Regions from separate parts of the Mus musculus genome. Here region 1 is linked to region 2. A link is a contact called in ENCODE Hi-C or POLR2A ChIA-PET data. All regions are on one chromosome and are shown on one strand. Each heading gives the region's core, a stretch centred on a gene start or an enhancer-like site at or near the end of the contact. The rest is flanking DNA. Distances are from core to core; before and after follow the strand shown.

What was found. A loop is a pair of places that touch in the nucleus more often than their neighbours do. ChIA-PET counts read pairs that join two places held with the same protein, here RNA polymerase II (POLR2A).
Region 1: a map of heart shows a loop between it and region 2 (3-fold over the local background). The contact joins the promoter of Alkbh3 here to the promoter of Hsd17b12 in region 2. A Hi-C loop is called at or near these places in 1 of 37 maps with a recorded cell type or tissue (heart). POLR2A ChIA-PET finds 5 or more read pairs at or near these places in 2 of 5 experiments (Patski and embryonic stem cell).

What each region holds. Positions count from the first base shown.
Region 1 is chr2:94,008,868-94,012,539 of GRCm38, forward strand. It overlaps Alkbh3 (alkB homolog 3, alpha-ketoglutarate-dependent dioxygenase), which reads right to left and starts at 1,863. Exons shown (of 10, transcript NM_026944.1): 1 at 1,816-1,863.
Region 2 is chr2:94,156,120-94,159,641 of GRCm38, forward strand. It overlaps Hsd17b12 (hydroxysteroid (17-beta) dehydrogenase 12), which reads right to left and starts at 1,790. Exons shown (of 11, transcript NM_019657.4): 1 at 1,591-1,790. The coding sequence starts at 1,750. It overlaps Gm39885 (a long non-coding RNA gene), which reads left to right and starts at 2,045. Exons shown (of 3, transcript XR_866573.3): 1 at 2,045-3,323.

The DNA of each region.
Region 1 (3,672 bases), core at 613-3,112, 150 kb before region 2:
ATGGAAAACTCGGCCAAGACCAGGCTCCCCAGTGCAGTGCTCCTTACCACCGGCTGTACGGAGCTTCCCTGGAAGCCTTAAAAGCAGCCATGACAGAGAAACCTGAAGGACTTCGGCCACATGAAGTAGAGAAGCACAGAGACATAAACGCTACGTGACCTTACACACAGCAACTTAAGAAAGCTGAACCCTAAGAGTAGAATGTGATTGCTTATGACTAGGGAAGGGGGCTAGGTGGGGGCAAGGACACTGTGGATCCAAAGTACAAAGTTTCACTTGGATAACAATAAGCTTTACTGACCTCCTGCACAGAACAAGGGCCATAAATACCAAATCACTGCTGGGAATGGTGGCACATGCCTTTAATCCCAGCACTTGGGAGGCAGAGGCAGGCGAATTTCTGAGTTCGAGGCCAGCCTGGTCTACAGCAGGACAGCCAGGGCTACACAGAGAAACTGTCTCGAAAAAAAAAAAAAAAAAAAAAAAAAAACAAACAAAAAACCAAATCACTGGATAGCTCAGTTATGAAGAGTAGATTTTAAATATTTCCATCACAAAAAGGTATACGAGGTAAGAGATGTATTAATTTGATGCATTCATTCTATATCAAAAGCATATATCAAAATGTCACAGAATACCATAAATAAGAACAATGATTTGTCAACTTTAAAATTAAGTTTGAAATGAAAATCTAAAATATCCATGTACCACTTTTAAAACTACAATTTAGGAAAGACTCTATTTCTATGTTTATAACAAGCAGCAAAGGGTAAGATATGCTAATATGTATAGAGATCAGAAGGTTTAGTGACTTACAGAGACACTCAGGAAATCAATACTGATGAAAAGTTCAACTCTTGTCAGGTTCCAGCCTTGAGCTAATCAAACCCCCTATAATTTTGCCCAAAGGTTACCCTATAGCAAATACAGAATTCTTAAGGGTCAGGTCACATGTTCGGAACCTGCGAGCCACTTCTTTATGAGTCTAGGAAAGCTTCTAGCTCTCAAAGACAGTCCACTCATATGACTGCTTACACCACAGGTTCCCAGGCCTCGTCTCCTAGACCTTCCGATCCAACAGAGCTCAGGGCTCTGCTTAAATCTCCTTAGGACGTAGAAATGATGGTTTACAGGCACATACCAGTAATCCCAGCATCCAGGAGGCCTGAGCTAAATACTGAGACCCCGTCTCATCACCGACAACCCATCAAGTGCTTATCATTTACCAGGTAGGGCCTTGGAGAAGATGTCGATTCCCTCAAAAAGTTAATGACACAATCAAATCCAACTCTCCGGGCTTACCGAATGTGTGAAGGAAACCCTCGTGTATCATATTCTCGGAGACCTAAAGGCATAAGACTAGTGGGGGTCAGTGAAGGCCTCTGACCTGCTCACCTTGACGTGACTTGTTTAAGGCAAGTGGTGAACAGAAATTCCAGAGTGCTGTCTGAGACTTCCTGAGTGCTGTCAGTTCGAGGAGTCCCAGAACTTAATAGGTCCTAACAAAGGTCCCGCCACCCTGGAACTCCAAGCCTGAAAACCTTAAAAAGAACAAGGGCTCTGGCAGGTGCAGGAACTTGCTTGGAATGCACAGATCTATCCCGTCCCGCCAGCAAACCCCGTGGCAGCGGACGCCACCGTCTGACCTCAGGCCTCTCCCTCAAGCAGGAGACAGTCCCGCCCTCGAGGCTGAGGTACAGAGAAATGGCTAACAGCCTTCTGATGGCCCAGAAACGGACCCTCGGGCAGTCCTCACACGCCTGCCCCCGGCTCGCGGCCAGCAAGCCAGGAAGGAGCTGGGCGCCCCGGACCAACCTGGCTGGGCCCTGAGCAGAGGTCCCGACACGACCCTAATCAGCCGTCTGGACGCCGGGGAACCTTCAGAGTGAGGCACCAACTCCTGCAACGTCCAACCACAGGCCTCCGTTGCGCGTAGTTCCTCTTAGGTGACATACTGCCACCGCTTCCGCTTCCGGTGGGTAGCCCGGAGTCCGGGTTGCCCCGCATCCCTGGCAACTAAAGGGCCGGGTGGAGACGCTGAAGGGAATATGGTCGGAATGGGAACTGGAGTCAGGGGCACATGTGGGGATGAAGATGAGCCTCCTAGGCCTAGGTCCTCAGGAAACTAGTTCCCGAAACCAGTGCTGGCATCTTAGGTCTGTTGTGCAAAGGGCAACCGCACTCTCCCGGAACTTGTACTGATCCGGGAGTAGGGAGGACTGGGACATGCTGGGTTCTGCTATAGAATTCTCTCCTTACCTTGAAAACCATGAAGAGTCTAAGGTGCGCTTTGTTCTCAACGTAGCGCGCCCGTCTTTTCTACACAGCATTTACGCTGGGACGTGAGAGCATGCCTTATTTATCTGAGTTCCTCAGTGCTAAGGAAACTTTACTTGAGTCCACAGATCTGTCTAAATTTCATTCCAATGCCACCATTTGGGGCAAGTGCATTGCTTACTTTTTAAGTGGTCCTGTTAAGTGGGATTAAATGAGACAGCAGCGTCTGGACCACTATAGAAATCTAATAATTCACGATAGCTAAAGTGCCTTCTCACGCATCTGACCTCTTCACAAGCTTCTTTAAAGAGATCAGGTTAAGCCATGTCTCTTATAATTTGACAACTCTGACTGTAGCACCAAGTCAACTATTTTCTGTCAAATATTATTCTCTAAAATTTACCAAAACACAATCATTGTGGAGATCTTTCAAATAAGCCTGATTCTGTCAGGGTATCGGTAAAGGCTCCTTAAGAAAAATCCCCACTCGTCAAAAGAATAGAATCACCTGGCCAAAGAATGACCCCTAGGAAGGTAGGCTTACCTGAAGTAACACTAAAGAGATAAGTGGACTTATTAGTACTTTAATGAGACACTGTACTTCCTTTCTCCGATTCCCACCCTCTATCTCCGTCACTTAAGGAACATGGCCACGCCGGTTCCAAGCCTTCCTGCTTTTCTAAATTACCTAGAGAAACAACAACAAAAACTAAAAACAGCAGCAACAACAAAAACCATAGCTTACCTTTCTTGCTGTCCCTCCTGTAAGCATGCTTCTTTTAGGACTTCAGACTTTTGCCAGCATTTGATGTCCCCTTACTCTTTCTCTGATGCTTCCCTCTCTTACATGACAACGGCTGCCTTCCACTCAGTGACTGACCTCCATGCCCACTTAACACGGAATCCCCACCCCCTATTCTCTTCCTTGGGGCGGCTGTCTACAGTTTACCTGTCCTCAGATGTTTGGTGTGTTTTTCTTTTAAACTAACAAAATTGTCCTTATCCTTTCATTTGAGCCATTCTTTTATCCTTTTCTTAATAGAACTCCAGAAGGCAATTCCAATTCCCCCAGTATTGATGCTCAATAGCATTCAGCTGTAGTATCCTCCGTGTTCCTGACTGAGGTGCCCACGTGGCCGCCACAGTGGAGTCCAATTTTTACACCATCTTTGTTGTTGTTGTATATTCTGTGTCATTGAAAGAAAAATGATTTATCCCAGGACTGAAAGGAGAGAGAGCTGGATTGTAATTTTTACTTTTTTCCCCATTACCTAGTAATCTTTCGATGTCTGCTTTGGGCTCCGGAACATTTGATACATCTCCTAAAGGGTGTTATTTCTTTCCTTCTGGTGATTATAGCTTGGAATGGCAATAGAGATGCCTGGAATGAGGTGT
Region 2 (3,522 bases), core at 540-3,039:
AGGCTGTCAAGTGTAGGCCAGGTGCCGTTACCTGCTAAGCCATCTTGCTTATCATTTCTTTTGCTTAAGCATTAAAAAAAAAAAAAAAAAAAAAAAAAAAAAAACCAAAACCCCAAACAATTGACCCCAACTATACTTCACTTCCATATGACACCACAGTTCTCTTTCATATCCCAATGTTCTAGGTCAAATTTCTTTTCTAAATCTGCCAGAAATGCTTTCCTAATTTTTACCAGTTTCCCTTTGTCTGGATGGAGCCAAACCTACCTTGAACGTGGCAAACCCTTGACTTTCACTCTGCGTTTTAGACTGTGCAAACAATTTACAATAATAAAGCTAAAGCAACACTGGGCTTTCTTTGCAAGTTTCATTTTATTGGATAACTGATTTCCTATGGGATTACTGTTGCATTGACTTAAAAAAAAATAAAAATAAGCCAACAAACAACTTTTTCCAAGCTGACAACAAAGAAACTGACCAAGTCAATTGTGAAATTATATCATCTGAATCTTAATCACAGCGAGCACTTTTTCCCCCAGGGACTATGAAAAGTGATTTTGGAAAGTTGTATAAAATCACTGTTTGCCCCACATCAAGGAAAGGGGCTCACAAACTCATTTCTACTTGAAATATTTTCTCCTATTATTAGGGTGTTGTCCCAAAAGATTAACTGTCATGTCTTTTCTAAGTCGTTTAAATGTTCTTTAATGAACAGAACAAACCTGAAAAGTAACATGATTTCTGTCCTGTGTTTAGTCCGTAGGCAACCGCACCCCAATATTCTATAAAATGTTTGAGTCGTGAACAGTGAGTTACAAAACACCAGAGAGCCACACATACATCATGATTACATGGGTGTTTGTTTTAAAGCCCTTCTCTCAAAAAATAGAAACAAAGGTGAGAGGGCTGAACTAGGATTTTCTCAACTTCTCTGATACGACCTTCGTTCTCATTTTTAAAATCTGTCAACTGAAAAGAAGAAGGTTCGCGTGTTTTGGTCACTTTTTGTAAAGACATTTTCCGCAAACTCTTGCAAAAAGTACTGAATACGATAGGAAGACTTTGTTTTCCCAGAACAGCGCTTCTTAGTCATTGAAACTCCAGAATAATTTACCAAGATTTCCTCCGACACCGCCTCCACCTCCCCCCTCCCCAAAAGGACTTGTTAAATTACATGAAACAAACCCAATTCAAGTAACTGGAGAATCAAGTTTCCCAAGATCCTAACTTCTGAAATCGTTGTCCCTGCAACCCTTCTTCCTATCTTCACCTATGCTCTCATCCATAGCACAGGGCCAGTTTTCAAGCCAAGTGAAAAACTTTATTTTAAAAAATAAATAAACACTGCAAGGGACACAGCGGACAATGCGCCTGACTCCGGCCGCCTGCCCAGGAGGGCTCCAACAGGACAAGTCCGGGGAGTTAAGAAAGGTCTCCTCCGTGCCCACCAGGCAGCAGCAGGTCAGATCACCCACCCCGCCAGTGCGCTCAGGGTCTGGAGAAGTTTCCGCGCTCCAGAGCGGGCTCGCTGAGCGCGAGCGACAGGGGAACAAGGGCCACAGCGTGGTCGCGGCTTGTGGTTCCACTCACCTGCCCATTCTCCGAGTCGCGGACCGACCAAGGCCTCGTTGCCCACGCACCACACCTGGAAGGCCCTGAAGAGCGAGTACGAGGCTCGCAGGGCCAGGTAGGCAATGGTGCTCGCGCCCACCCAGTACAGGAAGCCGGCCGCCGGGGGAGCGCACTCCATGGCTCGTGACTAGGCCTCACTACTACGGTGAATGGGGAAGGAAAAAAAAAAAAAGAATGAATGGGACGAGGAGGCGGTGCCGCCGTGACGGCGAAGACGCAGCGAATAGACGTGATTTTTTGAACGCTTTAGGTCTAAGACCCGCCTACATAGTCATATCCATGTGTCTATTGGTGACTTCTCTTTCCTGTAAGCGTACTATGTCTCCTATTGGTTAGCCTTCGTTTCGTAGCCCCGCCCACAATCCCCTTCGGCGCGCTCAGAGCCGCATTTCCGTATTAAGACAGTGGCTCGCTCACAAGCCGCTCAACGTTTGGCTCCGCCCACAAGCTTTACCTCGCACCACCGAAGCGCAGGGATCTCTCATTGGCAGAGGCGGCCCTTACGACTGCGGAAGGCTGCGCGCTGATTGGCCAGTGATACCTAACTGGGTTTAGCTCACATTTCAGGAAGGAATGGAACCGGAAAGGGAAGAATATAGTAGAAGTCCGGGAGGAGCTGGAGTAGTGCTTGTGATTACGTCTTAGTAATAACCGCTTTCGGATTGTTAATTCCTCAGACTTTTCAGATGAAGGTTTACGGTTCCCCTTTGTCTGCAGAGCACGCTTTCGCTCCATTTTTTTGAATGACTGCCTTAGCTCCCACAATGAACTTTATACTTGTTCCCAATAATTCGGAATTCCAGAAAACTCTACTGTGTAGTAGCGTTAACAGTTGTAAGATGAATGAAAAGTATCCTACAAGAACAGAGCTTATGGAGCAATTCTGGGAAACTCAAATTTTTTTATTGGACCTGGTCCAGTAAAAACCAAAATCATTTTATTTTTGTTTTGTGGGAGGATATTAAAGAGATATTTGTGTCCTATACTTTTTACTGTAAGACAATCAAAACAATAAAATCAAAACAGGAACCGATTCACCCCCATCAAGGGACTTCATGCTGGGATAAAAGAAAACCTAAAACGTGGGCAAACACTTCCAGAACACCTTACAGGGGAGGCAATGAGGGGCCAGTGGTGAGCTGGCTGGACCACACTTTGACTTGCTTAGATTTATGTTACTCTGGCCCATTCTTAAACCATAACTGCACATCAGAACCTAAAACATGGCTTTGGTGGAAGGTACTGGGTCTCTTTATAACTTTTCCCAAATCTTTTTTTATTCTTTTCTTTTCCTGCTGTTCTGCACTATTAATTTGACTGTTTTAGCTGACTTAGGAAGGACAGGTGACCGAAACTCACTTGTTGATGCACAAGCTGTGGCCCTGACTCTGAAAACAGGCCTTATGCTTGAGCAGCAAATACTTTACCCACCAAGCAATCTCCCCTGCCCTGAAGGGAAGCTTTAAGGGGACACAAAAATCTGATCTCTGGAAGAGCATGGAAGTACTTCAGCGGACAGGGAGACAGACATAAAGTAAACAAATGGAGTCGCTGTTCAGGCTCTACTTAGAGGTCCAGGGGCTCATTCAATATCTCCACTCAAGCTCAATACATTTATTGTTTGTTTTTGTTTTGAGACAGGATGTCAAATATCCTAAGCTGCCTCTACCTCCCAAGGTTTGAGATTCCAGGTATGTGACACCATTTTTTTTTCTTACTTCAGTGCTGGGGATTGAACCCAGAGCTTTACACATGCTAGTCAAGTAGTGTATCAACTGAGCTACATTCTCCACTCAAGCTTAATAAATTTAAAAATAAAACTCCACACCTGCCCTCATATGCCTCTTCTGGTGGCTGGAACAGCAATGCCACTCACAGGCTCCTATGTTT